2 separate regions of the Homo sapiens genome follow, and region 2 is linked to region 1. A link is an interaction called in ENCODE POLR2A ChIA-PET data of the cell type or tissue named here. Cell type or tissue: Panc1. All regions are shown on one strand. Each heading gives the region's core, and the rest is flanking DNA. Links, peaks and the distances in the headings are about the cores only.

Region 1 (7,241 bases), core at 511-5,510:
GCCTGTAATCCCAACACTTTGGGAGGCCGAGGCAGGCGGATCACGAGGTCAGGAGACCAACATGACCAACAGCCTGACCAACATGGTGAAACCCCAACTCTACTAAAACTGCACAAATTAGCTGGGTGTGGTGGCACACATCTGTAATCCCAGCTACTCAGGAGGCTGAGGTGGGAGAATCGCTTGAACCAGGGAGGCAGAGGTTGCAGTGAGCCAAGATCACGCCACTAACTGACAAGTCATGCTATTCCTTGATGTTTTTTTCCACCTGATTTTTGTTCGTTTGGTTATACATTTTCAAAACCAGGATCCAACAAGGAGAAGAGAAGGGCTTTGATTTGTGAGTGGGAGAAAAGACAATAACAAGTTCAGAAGAATGAAAGGAAAAATTGATGATTCCATATATAACTTTCAAGCATTAGAAATTTATCCAAGAACCGAGATAATAAAAAGAGGCTTTGTGGGGTAGCTCATAAATGAAAAGTCATCGCCAAGGTTTCAAAGTAAATTCCAAGACCTAAGTTATTAAATCCTTCACATTCACAATATTTTTAGAATGTCACAGAAAAATATTCGTTAAGAAATTCACTATGAAGTTTGAAAAATAAACACAGACAAGCTATTTTCTCAACAGAAGGGTGTTTTCCTAAGTTATCAGAGAGCTAATTAAAATTTCAAGAACATTTATTCATAACAAATAATTTGAGTGAATTCTGATTGACAAGGACTGCTCTGTCTGGGGAGGGCTTGGGGACAGGGCTGTGAGCCATGCCAATCAGGGAGGCAAGGCAGGTACAGTGCATGTTTCTTATTTTCTGCCTCTATTTTAATTGTGTACTTGGCATTGTTTAATGGGTCCAAATCAATACACTACTAAGGAACATATTTCTAACCATTCTCTTCTTGACCCTTTCTTTGTTCCTGATATCATTTTCTCCAAGTGTCTCACAGTTTTACCTGTGTTCATCTGCCTTTTTGGGGTTTGGTTTTTTTTTGGTTTACTTTTGGCTTTGTTTTCCTTCTGACTTGTAAACTACCTATCTTTCTTGGCAGAAAATGTATTTGTATTTGCCATTATGATGCTCATGACAGGGAACACTGATCGCCAGGGAGAACAGCGTGGTTTCTGCATTTCCTTCCGAGAGACGGTTGCAAGGCTTCTGTTTCATGTCATTGGGGTATAGTCGGAAAGAAGCCCTGGTGGTAAATAAACCATGACTAATTTCAAGGATACAAAAGTGAATAAGACATTGCGACTGATGCCCAGAAGATGCAAGAAAAGAGGGACAAAGTGCCTTGAAGTCAGCAGCACCCCAGCCAGAGTGAGGGCTCTAGCACAGTTGCCAATGTAGCAGCCCCAATTCCTGGGAGTTTTTCACACACAACCCTCTGAAGCACTGTGTCTAGCATGGATGCCTCAGGTCTGCCAGTCAAAGGAATTCCTCACCTTAACAACTATGTCAAATAGCCATCCTAAGGCTTGCATTATCTTAAAATAGAGGGATTCTCTATGTACAGAAAATAACACACTTTTATGGAGTTGTGTGGGCAAAAGTTTTCAATAGAACATGGAAGAGACTTATGTTGAAATGAATTTTCCTCCTACAGTTCCAAGGAAAGGTTTATCTGTGCCTTTCAAAGCATAAAAGACCAAACTTCCCCTCAACTGAAAAGCATGATATCTAGTAAGTCTTTGAGTCTGGGCTTTTTCGAAAGAGGAAGCAGCTCTGAAAACATTAGTCGCTTAGGTGGCCTTCATACCTGGGCCTCCCGAACACATAGCAACCTTCACTTTGACCTGCCCTCTCTGGAATTATGTGGAGTTTGCATCCTAGAAAGAGCTTACGTTTGGAGTCAGATCAGCCTGCAGTTTGACCCTGATGCTACTGCTTACTAGTTGGATAGCCTCAAGATAGCAACTCACCTCTAAGAGCCTCAGTGTTATCATCCACAAAATGGGAATGATAGATACTTTACATGATTAGTGGAAAAATTCAATTGTTTGTTTTGTAATGAATATAAAACATTTAGTCCAGGGGCTGGTACATAATATGCACTCAATACATTTTTTGAAAATCATAATTGTGATTATTCACTAATGATTGGATTTGGTGCTTACTGAGAGGTTTTTGAGAACCTTTTAACCCCTTGGACTAGGTGTGATTGGTCTACAGGATATCCAAGTGAAAGTGTCAGAAAAAGATCTGGAGTTCAAAGATGTTACGGAGTGAATGTTTGCGACCTCCCAAAATTCACAGGTGGAAATCCTGACCCCCAGTGTGATCACATTCGGAGATGGAGCCTTGTGGAGGTACTTAGATCATGAGGGTGGAGCAATGAATGGGATTTATGAATCGGAGTTATGAATGGGATTAGGGCTCTTATAAAAGGGACCCCAGAGAACTCTCCTGCCAACTTTCCGCCATGTGAGGATACAACAAGAAGTTGGCAACAAGCAACCTGGAAGAAGACTTTCACCAGAACCCAGCTATGCTGGTGCCGTGATCTCGGGCTTCCAACCTCCAGAGCAGCCAGAAATAAATGTCTATTGTTTATAAGCCACCCAATCTACAGCATTTTGTCCTAGCAGCCTAAACTGACTAAGACAAAAGGAGAAGTGTAAACTGGAGACAGGAATGTTTAAGGTTATCAGCATGCAGATGCAGAAAGAAACGGAAATCTTGCAAGTGGGCAATACCACGGTACTAAATTGATTATCTTTGGCTCACCCTCTATCCAGAGTTTTCACCAGCCCATGTGACAGCACTTCAAATGTAACTTTCAAATTTTTAGCTCCTTAAATTATTCACACAGCACAGTTTAGGGTGACCAGTTCCCTCACTGTTAAATATGTCCCATCAGACCCCATCTGGAGCACATCAGTCAGTTCAACATCCTACCCTTCAGAAAGACAGTGACACCTCCCCTACTCTGCCTCATTTTAAGTACTAAGCTTCTGTTTCTTTTTCTTTTTCTTTTCTTTTTTTTTTTTTTTTGAGATGGAGTCCCAGGCTGGAGTGCAGTGGGACAATCTCGGCTCACTGCAGCCTCCGCCTCCTAGGTTCAAGCAATTCTCCTGCTTCAGCCTCCCAAGTAGCTGGGACTACAGACGCCCACCACGACGCGTGGCTAATTTTTTGTATTTTTAGTAGAGATGAGGTTTCACTATGTTGGCCAGGCTGGTCTCGAACTCCTGACCTCGTGATCCACCTGCCTTGGCCACCCAAAGTACTGAGATTACAGGCATGAGCCACCAAGCCTGGCCGCTTCTGTTTCTTTATCTGGGAGAATAATGACATTTTGAGCTGTCACTGTGCAAATGAAATGAAGTCATCTATGTAAGAATACTTAGCATAACACCTGACATATAACAGGCTCTCCATCAATGTTGATAGTCATTTTTTCCTATGTTTGTTTTCATACAGCCTGAATCCCATCGTCATTTTTCGCAACTACATCTCAGTATTGATCCACGTTGAGTGTGTCATCAGTTAAATCTCTTGTCTCTTTAACATGTGAATTCCGTCCCATCCTGTAAAGGAAAAGCCTTTTGAGAAGAGACTGGGGCAGTGCTTTAGTATTCTTGTGGCTATCAATAGAGAACTCCTCAAACTGACTGCTTGCTCCTGAGACTCTTCTACGGTCTCAGCTTCCATTGATGGCACCACCATCTACCCAGGCTCCCAGGAAAGAACACTCAGTACATAACACACATATACATTTACATATGAAGGCTTCTATACACATACAAATATATATGTCTGTTAAAGCTGAGAAGATACTACACACTAGATGCTTTGCTTTGGTAGAATATTTTTTTTATCCAGCCAAAAGGAAAAAATAAGTGTTCAAAGAGATCATCATGCCCAAGCCAAGGGGTGAAGAAGTTGAGGTGGGGAGAGAAAAAAGAATCCAGACAGGTACCAGGATATCATTGAAATCATGAACAAAACAAGAATGCTCACATCTTTGTTGTTTTCAACACTGTTCTGAAAATTGTAGCCAAAATATGAAATATACATTATAAACCAACATAGTATTAATAAAAAAGAAAAGCACTGGTTGATAATCTTTATGTAAGTAGAAAAACAAAGAATAAACTAAAATTAATAAATAGTAAATAAAATAACTATATATATTGTTTAAATTAATGGGATTCCTATATATAACAATAACCAGTTAGAAGGTACCATAATAGAAATATTTCATTTGTAATAATAATAAACTATAAAATATCTGAGAATAATCAAGGAATGTTTTTGACCTATTTGAGGAGAACTATAAAAAGTTTATAGAGATATAAAAGATTTGTGAATAAATAGACAGTCATGTCATATTCCTGGAGGGAAAGATTAAGTATTAAAAATATGTCATTCCTAAAATTAATTCACAGTTTTAATGAGATTCTGATTAAGAGATCCCAATGATTCGGTTTTGTAGGAGAGAGAAGACAAGGAGAAGGTAATTGGCGAAACATTAAAATTAACTTGGATTAGACACAGACAAAAGATTAATAAATGTCCTTACTGTAAAAATTAAAAACTCTTTCAAAACAATACGAAAAACACTAAATGCTTTTAGAAAAATAAGGGAAAAAATAGACAATCAGAAAAATATAAATGGTTCATAAACAATTTCAAAACTTTTTCATAATAAAATATATACTGATTTTTAAAAGTCTATCATTTCTCACTTCCCAAATTGATGGATATTTTAAAATAATAAGTTTTAAATTTTTAAATGAGAGATAACTACATTTTAATAAAATGAAAATATTTTAAAATAATAACATACAGGGCTGGAGTGAGAGAAAAAAATGTAGGAACTCTGATATCATTGTGGTAAGTATATAAATTGATGTGCCTTTTTTGGAAAGCAATTTGGTGATAAGTATCAAAAGCATTAATAATATTCCCAATAATTTCATTTATTAAATATATACAAAGAAAATAAAACCATGGATGAATATTTACATACAAAAATGTTCATCTTTCAATGATGATCACAGAAACAGAATAGATAACTCTGAAATAGAGCTTTTATTATTGTTGACAATAATTTTGCAAATGACTTATCTGTCCATTATTGAATATAGTTAATTAGATTACAGAATTTCCATATGGCTGAATATTAGCATTCATTTCAATTTAATTATTGGAATATTTTTTCAGGATATGTAAAAACACTGGTGGTATGGTGTTGACTGGGGGAAAAGATCAGATGGTAAGTTAAATATAAGTGCACAAAAGAAAAGATTGAAGCAAAATTACCCCCAAATTTTCATAATTACTTTTCAACTGGAAAAAATAAAAGACAGAAAGGGAGAGGAGGAGGAAGACAATGATGAAAATAAGAAGAAAGTGAGAATATCTAAGAAATTTTAAAAACATACTAGTAAGGGAGGGCGACTATTCATACCAGATATTAAAATTTATCAAAAGTTGTTGTAATTTAAATGGCATAATACTAATTTAGGCAAATAACTCATGGAAACAAAATAGATAACTCTGAAATAAGGATTGTGTTATCTAATAATTTATAATAATTTATCTTTAAGATTTGACAAATCAAAGGAGAACAGAAGATCATTGAACCGAGAGAACTAGTAAAGAATGCGGAAATAATTCCTGATACATTATCACCCCAAACTTTAATACCCCACTTTGTCTGCCTGTGTATTTTTAAATATCCCACGCTCATAGGTTCTGCCTTTATCAGGTTCTCTGTGCTCACAGACATTTTTGTAGTCATAGACTTATCTGTTATAACATATAAGGTTATAATAATTGGCCAACTACAGGTAATTCACATTTCTAATCTTTGTTTGCTTGTCAAAAGCCACATCAGGAATGAGTCAACTTCAGTGCCTGCACCAGCCCTGTGCAGGGTTAAAAGAGAGCTTTTCTCCTCAAGGTGCTTCCTCTATCTCCCCTGGCAAAGAGACAGACATGTAAACAACACTTACAGCCCGGGAAAGATGCTCAGGAACTGGTGCTGGTCCTGGGGTCCTTCAGCATGGATTTTTCTGCTTTTGGTGTTTCCCTTACCCAAGCGAGGCTGTTGAGTGGGATGGTGCAATCAAGATCCTGCTGGCAGGGACAGACAGATATATTTGGGTTTGGAACTAATAACTTGTTTCTGTTTTTGCACTGATCAAGCAGCTCAGAGCCCAGTGTGATGGCTGCTCACCTCTGGGGGCCTCCTGCTCATCTCCCTCTGATATTTCTGTACCATTCACCTGCCCATTCCCCTCATATCAGCTGCCTCAAGGGTTCATTTATTTTTTAGAATTCAAGGGATTTCGGTAAGCTGCCTCCCACTTTTTGTGGACTGAGGGGAAAGTGAGTAGGATGATAGATAGCTCAATCAAAGATGCCTGTGTGGGCAGTTTCCTACCTCTCTGCACCTGAGTTTCCCTCTGGGAAACATCCCTATCTTCCTCTTCAGGATTGCCATGAGGACTAGATGCCCACGCTCTGGAAACACCTGTGCTACAAAAGCAGACACTGACCATAATTAGGAGATTTTCGAATTATAGCTCACATCTTGCAGGTAGCAAATGTCTTGCCTTTGGAAGTTGAGGTTCTTAGAAGCAGGCATCTTATTAAAACCAGATACACACCGCTGCCTCTCGTGGTGTGGGCTTTCCTCCGTGTAATATTGGATTTCTCAGGTTAGCTCTGCTCCTGCTGCACCCAGGGATGAAACTGACTTTCTGCCAAGGAGAGCTGCTATGTATGAGACAGCCGCATTCCAGCAATTAAGTAGCTGTGGTACCGATGGTATGAATGGGGAGTGTTATTCCTGGACAGCCCATCAACTAGACTCAGACAGACCCTCTTTCTTCATCTCCTTTTTGGCTTATAAACTTCCTAAGCACAGTTCCCTCACCTGTGTATTTTTATTCTAGACTTCCCTTTCCTTGTGCACGTTCAGTACTCATTCATCCAAGGGGAAAGGGAACTATTTATTGAGCGCTTACTATAGACTTATAAAAACGTATCAGGTCCTTGACCTACATTGTTTCATTTTATCCCCACAACAACATTGTGAAGCGTCATTGGCACTTTTCTGCCTTTGGTGTTTCTCTTACCCTGGTTTCACTGATGAGGACCTTGTCATAAAAAGAGGTTTTAACTCGGCCTGATCTCATCAGTAGGAATTGGCTGAGCTGATGCACTTTCGCCTCCAACTGAAGTAAACAGAATGAGTACAGCACTGCGTCAGGCTGAAGACGTGCC
Region 2 (8,165 bases), core at 1,564-6,563, 160 kb after region 1:
CAGCTAATTTTAGTGTTTTTAGTAGACATGGGGTTTCACCATGTTGGCCAGGCTGGTCTTGAACTCCTGACCTCAAGTAATCCTCCTGCCTCAGCCTCTCAAAGTGCTGGGATTACAGGCATAAGCCACCGCACTACCGCACTTGGCCTGATTTTTATTAATAACTGTGTTTCACAAATGGTTCACAGAATTCCTGAAGATCCAACAGCAGGCTGTGGTGAGCCAGTGCATCCCAGCCCCAGTACCCCACTAGGTAAGGCATGCAGGTAGCAGTTCCTGCTGTGAATTCTCTACAGAGAAAATATCCAGCTTTCCCGTCCACCAAACCAGGTACATTCTCCATGCTTCCCTGGATCCAAATCACAGGGAAAGCTGGGTCACTGAACTTTGAGCTCTGTTTCTCCAGAAAATGACCTATCTGGTGAGACTTTTCTCCCCCAAGTCCTTCTTCCTGGACCTCTGCTTCAGGCAGCTCACCTCTGGACACAAGTGTCAGCTTGGCCCCACTGGCCATGAACACGGGGTTGAGGTCGGAGATGGGGCTGGCAGTGATGATGTTCCCTCCAACGGACTAAAACAAGCAGAGAGCATGCAGTGAGAGCCCACCCCAGGAAACCCCTGCTCACGTAGCAGGCTCCTGAACATACCAGCCAGGTGACACCTGCTGCAGGCAAACCCCTGAGGTCCTGTGCCTACTGTAGTCACAATACCAGCATAGTGAGAACTTCGGCATTCTGAAAAATGCGCAAAATTTGAAATCAGAATACTTGAGATTGGATCCCCACTCTAAAATTTTAGCAGGCAAGCCCCTTTAAGTGTGTGTGTTTGATTGATGATTTCACCCAACCTTTTCCCGAAAGGATTGAGGTGATTTATCACAGAGGCCATATAGACTTAGTAAAATAGAAGATAAAGATCAAGGAAAGAGAGGAGGAAGACTTAAGGTTGAACAATTTGCTCTATTTGGATCTGAACTTCCTGGTAACTTGGCAAAAAAAATGTAAGAAGAATCAGATACAGGGTTCTCGTTATTAGAAAACAGGAAGAAAATCAGTTGCACGATGAAAATACAATTCTTCCTGGAAATAGATTTTAGCAGAACTAGGGAACTCAGCAGAGTTTTTGAGTTTATGTTTCCTTATCTACAGTTTATGTTTCCTTATCTATAATCAGAAGTGACAGGTACTTGGGGTGGGGGCTGGGAGGAATAGGAGTAGGCTGTTTTGTTTTAATTTAAAAAAACAATTTAAAAATGGAAGAGATAGCTTTTCTTCCGACACCATAAACTGTTGTGAAGAGCTTCCATTGGCATAGGGTGTTCGAATGCCACCATTTGCAAACTGGGAATGTGGGGACTTGTCTGAAGGCTGACTGAATAATCAACAGGTGTATTCCTCCCTCTGTGGGAGGGCTCTGTCTCTGGTTCTCCCTATAGCTCTGAAAGGAAATTCCCCTCTCAATTCTGACTTCTCCCTAGCATATCCATATCTCTTGTTCACCTACTGTTTGGCTCAGCCAAGCTCAGGAAGGGGGAGGGAGGCAGGAAGCCTCATCTCTGCAACCACAGAATGAAGCCTATGAGTCGTGGAGTGCATTTCCCAGGGTGCCCCACAGACCACCTTCATCAGAAGCACCTGAAGAGCTGGGCTACATCCCAGACCCATGTATCAGAATCTCTGAGGGTGGGGCCCAGGAATCTGCACTTTAACAAGCACTGCTCCTCCCAGGCAACTCTAAGCGCTAAAGTTTGAGGCCCACTGCACTGACACAGTGAGAGTCTGGCTGCCCTGCTTTCAGATGAAAGCTCCATCCTACGGGCCTCGCTTGCTTCTGAGAGCGACTCACCGCCACAGACTTGACTTGCTTCCCAGCAAACCAGCGCAGCTGCTCCAGGACCCCTCTGAACACCTCTGTCTTTTGGGCAGGAAGCTTAGCAACAGCATCCACCAGGGTTTTTTCCACAATGCTCAGGGGGCAAGCAGCTCCAAAGGAGATACCTGGGAACGCACGTTCGGAATCACAGCAATTCTTCCCACAGTTCAGAAGAGGCTTTCATGCACAGCTCCTCTGAAGCTTTCCAGCAACTGGAGCAAGGCTGAATCAGGACTCACAGCTTTCCATGGATGAGGAAATGAGGGCCCAGAGTGGTTGAGTGACCTAACCAATGCCACACAGCTAATAAAAGAGCCAGTACTCAAGCTTGGGCCTCTTGATCCTACAACCAATGCTCTTTCCTCTAAACCAGTAGTTCTCAACTCATTAAAATCAGAATCTCTGAAGGTGAAGTCCTAGCATTCTTTTTAAAAGCACTCAGGCACAATCCCCACCTCCCCACCCCCGCATGAGTGATTCTAATGTGTAGCCAGAATTGAGAAAAATGATTGAAGATCCCGCAGCCTCTTGCCCACTGGCACCCTACCATGGATGTTTCAGCAATGAATGGGGTCTCCTCCCGCCTTTCCCTGTGCAAGGTGAGCCCCAGGAGAAGCAGGGGGCAGCCAGAGCCAGTGGGGAGACCACCCTGATACCTGCCACCCACCTTGTAACCTATCCCCAGCCTCACAGCCCCTCCATAAGCTTGGAGTGAACCTCCTCTTACCGTCGGGTCCATGTTCTACCGAATTCAGCTCAGGGATCCAGGCTGGGCAGACAATCATAGGAAACAGCATATTCTTGAACTTCATCTCAATGCCTAGAGAGAAACAAGAAGCTGAAGTTGTAGGCCCATTGTTGTATCACCAGGGCAGGCCTTAGCAGCTTTTCTCACCATTACACACAGGATATATGACATATCCACAATCATAATATGCTCTCTGGTGACTGTAGGTGTCTGGGAATAGGAAACTCAGTAGACCAGGGGTGGGATTAGATGCAGTCTTTGGACTGTCAGCCCAAAACTAGGTCTTTCTTTCCCTCTCAAAAAACCTACCTGAATTCAAATGAAATGAGTTTGAATTCACTCTAGTGTGTGTGTGTGTGTGTGTGTGTGTGTGTGTGTGTTTGTGTACATTAGAAAACACAGGAAATTAAGGTATGTCAGGAACCCTTCTAAGCACTTTCCCTATTTTAACTTAATTAATGCTCACAACAACCCTATGAGGTACTATGATTTTTCTGTTTATAGATGAAGAAGCTGAGGCACAGAAAAGTTAAGTTTCTTGCCCAAATCACACAGCTAAGAATAACCAAATTTCAGTACTGGAATGATTATTCGTGTTGGGGTATAATCGTAATAAAAACATGAAAGTTTAACATTAAAACAAAAAAGGAAAATGGGAGGGAAAACTTCAAATCTGTCCTCCAGTTCCCACTATCTGCCTGAGTTCTTCAAGTTGTCTGGCTTTGCGGGGCCACACATCTGTGTGTGGTTTCTGGCCTTCCTGACTAAATGAGTCAGAAGCCTCTGTTAAACAAGTGTGCCTCTGTTCCTTAGACCCAGTTGGCTCAGCACCTCTCCCAGCCCTGCCAACAGTGTATAGATGGAAAAGGTTAAAAAAGAAATACCTGTGACCTCTTTGCCCCCCCTTCCCCCCAGGTGCTGTTTAGGATTTCTGAAGGGGGCCCTAGGCTTTGTGGATCCCCAGATTCCAGAATCTTCAAAGCTCCCTTCAGAAATCCTAGAAGCACCTGAATACCAGCCCCTTTTGAATATCAGCTTCCAGGACAAAGAACACAGATTGAAGCAGCAAGTTCTACGTTACTAAGGTTTTCTCTTTGTCTGCCTTCCCCCAACACTCTGCGTTGACTGGAGGTGACTATGCTATTGGGGTATGTATAAGAGAGAAGGGAGTGGCGCAGAAGGAAATGGTCTTGAGAAATCATTTCTAATTGTGGAACTTAGGTAATCTTTGTTATTCATTTCTCTTGGAATCCAACTGGGCCCAGGACATTGGATGGCTCATGGCAGGGAGCATGCAAGTGTGAAATGATCCCCTTGAGGCTGGGGTGGGGGACCACATGAGCCCATGAGTTTGAGGTGAGCTATGGTGACATTGCACCACTGTATTTCAGCCTGGGCAACAGAGTGAGACCCTGTCTTTGAGGAAAAAAAAAGAAGGACCTCCTAAGATTCCCCCAGCCACCTTAAATCAAGCTACACCTGAGCTACATGAGCCATGAGTCCTGTTGAGCCATGGCCATCAAGATCACATTTCTTGAGGTGTGTCTCAGCCCACCCTGCTGCCTCAGTGTGTCACAAAACCACAGTTGGGGACTCTATCTTATGTATATGTGCGCACGAGGGAGGCGTCCATTCTGACTCCATCAGCACTGACCCAAGCCAGGCTCTCCTCTCTGTGGCTGAGGAGCCAACCAGAACTCAGGGCTTGGCAGCTCCTTCAGGAACCAGAGCCAGGACCTGACTGCTTAGAAGGAGAGCATGCCCCTCCACAGCAGAGGTCCTCAGCTGTCCCACGGTCTCCTCCTTAGATCCTCACTAGGCTTGGGATCCAGCAAAGTAGAAATAGGCCATGCCAGGTTTAGAAATCGACAGAGATTAGCAGGGACCTGGGAACCTCTCCCCATCTCTTACAGCACTGGGGCTGAGAGGTGCATATTCTGAGTCTCCCAGCCTGTTCAACTATTCCAGGCCTCACGTCCTAGGTGGTAGCACTGACAGGGCAGGTGGCCATGGTCATAGGCAACACAAACACAGTCACACCTGGAGCTCTCCTCTTCTTTACCTTATCACATCCTCCCCCAGAAAAAGTGGGGTGGTGGGGTCAAAAGCGACATTTATGGAACCTCTAGTGTCCATCAGCCACTGGCCTAGACACTTTGCTTAAATTAGTTCCTCCTCCCTTAGACTAGAAGGCCCTTGAAGGCAAGGAACCATGTCCAATTGAGCTTTGTATCCCAAGCCCCTTCCAGAGTACCTGGCTCATGCTCGGTGCTCTGTAAATGTTTGTGGAGAGAAGTCAACTACATGCAAGGATCTCATTTCACACCCAAAACAATCCTTCAAGGAGTTGTTAGTATCCCCATATAAAAAACAGAAAATGAGGGTAGATGAGGACAAGCAACTTTTCTGAGGTCACACATCCAGCAAGGGGCTGAGCCAGGCCTGTGGGACTCCACAGCTAGGGGCCTTTGCAGGAACTGGAGTGTCCAGGGATTTCCAGTGGGCTCCAGGTAGTCAGTGGGGCAGAGGGATAGGGTGCAGAGGCAAGTAAAGTCAGGGGGAGGTGAGGATGGGCAAGAGGACCTAGAAACACCCCCAGACCCCCTGGCAGCCCCAGGGCAGCCTCCCTGGCCCTTACCAATCTCCGTGTTCCCCACGACCAGCTTGGCGTCAGGGTGCTGAGCCTTGAGGTCCAGCAGCTCCTTGAGGGTTGAGGCCTGTATCCACGTCACACGCTCCCCTTCAAATCGCAGCTGCTTCCGAGGAGTGTCTTTCAGCCTCTGGGAAATGCAGTTTTCTTACTACACTGTCTCCCTCTTCCTACTGTCATTCCTCTTATAAATTGCTTTAAGTCCTCAATGGGATGTTTTACTGACATTCAGAATGAAAATATCTAACAGGAAGAAGCAAGGGGAAGTAATATGTTCAGAGGCAGGAACTCCATTGGGACTAGTCTTTACAAGACTTCCATGAAGGAGGCATTATGAGCCTCATTTTCACCAGTGAAAGAAGATCCTGAGGGTCAAGGAGGTTATGGGACCTGCTGAAGGTCACCTGCCATGAGGGGTCCCCAACAGACCTGGCTGAAAGCCAGATTCCTTGCAGTGCCCCATAATATCTCCAGGGGGCACCATGGACAAGGCATGAGAAGGGAGGGAGGGAGGGAGAGAGGGAGGGAGGGAGGGAGAGAGGGAGGGAGGGAGGGAGGGAAGAAAGGAAGGAAGGAAGGAAGGAAGGAAGGAAGGAAGGAAGGAAGGAAGGAAGGAAGGAGTTTGTTATAAGGGGATGCCTAGGAAGGCTGGCTTTAGTGCTTGCAGGAAGACACTGGGCTGAGAACGAAGCCCTCAAATCGAACTGCCAGTATTTTCAAAGTTTCACAGTCCAGAGAAAGATCTGCTGGTGGCCTGCTGCAAAGCCATTCTCTCTGGCCTGTTGAAGCTACAAGGTAGTTTTCATAGCTCAAAACTCTGAGAAGTGTGCACTTCAAAAACTCCGAGTGGCTTGATTCTTTCGTTGCCATAAATATTAGAGTGATGGTGATAAAGTGGGTGTGAGGGGGTTTCCTTAAGACAGAGCTGTGAGCTGCAGATCATGTCCTTTGAAGAGAGCTCTCGTTTTTTGTTTTGTTTTGTTTTGTTTTAAATAAATGGATTGCTTATAGAGGGAATACGTTTCTTGGAGTGCTTATGTATTAGATATAGGCAGGAGATCAACAAATGGTTATAGTGAACCTGCTACACTACACAGTGTGCCTAGAGAGCCAGTCCCTATCCTCATGGGGCTTGTCATTTAGCAAGGAACACAGACATCAAATTAATAACTGTAACTGTGACACACATGAACTGAAGTGCAGGGGCTGTGGGTACACATAGCAGAGACTCAACCTAGGGGAGTGTCAGAAAATGGAAGGGAAATTTAAGCTGAAACATAAAGGACAAGAAAGACACAAAGTTCCCAGTGGGTATGAAAATAAAGCAGGTTTCCAGGGACTCACAGTACAGACCCGGCTGGATCTGTCCCTGAGGCATCACCTACCAGCAACTCTGGGGGAAAAATGGGCTCCTGGGTTGGATCCAGGGGCGTGAACTCCTCTGGTTTGAATAAAGATGGCGAGAGGCTGACCTATGGGGAAAGAGAACAGGTAGGTGATGCAGTATCTCCTCCTTTCAAACACCCAAGAGGACCAATTCAGCCTTTCCTTCCAGCAAGCTCATTCCCAGCCCCCTGCAGGCTGCAAGAGGAGCAGGTAATCCCTGGGAGGCAGGAATGAGAGAGTCTCAGTTACAGGACCCGGGGCTAACGTGCACCATCACCATCCCCACAGTCTGCCATCACCGACTCACCGTAGGTTCCTCTTCCAGCCCCCACCGCCAGGGACATGGAGCTCGTGCACTGACTCCTCTAAGTCTCAGATTACCCCCAGGCTTCCAGGGGGAGAAGAACTCACTTACTGAGTGGTCTTTCTTCTGGTTCATGCAGCAATTTGGATTATTCCCATCTCCTCCACAGCATCCACCATCCTAGAGAGATGATGAACATCTGCACAAGGGTATTTACAAAGAGTATTTGCAGAAGCTAAGGAATCTAGATTACTAATATCCAGAACACTCCAGCTCTGACGCCTGTCCCAGCATCAACAGCAGGGGCATCCTGCCTGCCTGTTGCCCAGAGTGGAGGCCTCCGCTACATTCCCTCTTGCTTGGCTAACGTAGATTAAACAACTCATGGATAAACAAATAGGAGCAACAAGGCCACTGAATTTCAGGAACTTTTCTCCATAAAAGCTAGGTCCTACTTTATCAAAACCTATCCCTTATGCCCATTTCTCTTCTTCAGTGCTGCTTCCTCAGGAAGCGTCTATGAGGGATATTCCCATTGGCTCTCTCAAGACTCAAGAGGCTTGACTTCCAGATCAGCAAGGTTCTAGGGGCGTGGCTGGTGTCTCCCAGGCTGGGCTCTCTGCAGGACCCTGCCAAAGGATGTCCAAGACGGGTGCTGAGCCCAGCACTGTGTCCAGCCAGTGTGCCCAATGGCCTCCCTACTGCTTATTAGGCACTTCTTCCCAGAAAGGTAAACACCCTTCACTCCTCACTGTGGGCCTGTTCTGGAGAAGTATGCAGGTCAGACCACCCAGCATCTCTGGGAAAAGACTTGCTCAGGACCTCTTAGGATACCAGTGGCAGAGCACACACAGAGTCTAGAATCACTACCACCCAGCACCGAGGCACTGCAGGGTGGCAGAGGGGCGCACTCAGCTGACTGATCTGCAGCTCAGGGCTTCAGAAGACAGAGTCCTGGAGTTGTGCTGAGATGAAAAAGTAGGGGAAACTCATAGGTTCTGCCTCAGGCACTTTTATCGGGTAGTCAATTCCTGAAAAAGCAGGCTGGGAGCAGTCCTTCTGCAAGTCAGCCACAGGAGACACCATGCCATGCTGGCATTTTCCAGAGTCTGTTTCACAACTCGTTGTCTTCTGCAAGAAAGCACTCATGGGATGCTGGAGGTGTGACCTTGGAGAAGTTGTAAGCAGGCAGGCAGTGGCATCAG

The links. ChIA-PET counts read pairs that join two places held together with the same protein. Peaks named below come from ENCODE experiments on the same cell type or tissue, not always from the same donor. Only the 100,000 strongest peaks of a DNase experiment are listed, where the experiment ranks them.
Region 2: POLR2A ChIA-PET joins it to region 1 with 7 read pairs; 2 of 35 experiments call an interaction of 5 or more read pairs at or near these places.

The regions. Positions count from the first base shown.
Region 1 is chr2:31,220,563-31,227,803 of GRCh38, forward strand. It overlaps a transcript of CAPN14 not described here. Among named protein-coding and RNA genes, the nearest start is that of CAPN14, 6.7 kb to the left of the region's middle. In Panc1, for the core only: no CTCF peak of the experiment used is centred there; no DNase peak of the experiment used is centred there; H3K27me3 peaks cover 1,471 bases.
Region 2 is chr2:31,381,156-31,389,320 of GRCh38, forward strand. It overlaps XDH (xanthine dehydrogenase), which reads right to left. Exons shown (of 36, transcript NM_000379.4): 7 at 7,072-7,140; 8 at 6,656-6,742; 9 at 5,259-5,400; 10 at 2,600-2,692; 11 at 1,846-1,997; 12 at 478-571. Among named protein-coding and RNA genes, the nearest start is that of XDH, 30 kb to the right of the region's middle. RefSeq lists an enhancer at 1,872-2,413. In Panc1, for the core only: no CTCF peak of the experiment used is centred there; a DNase peak (open chromatin) is centred at 3,778.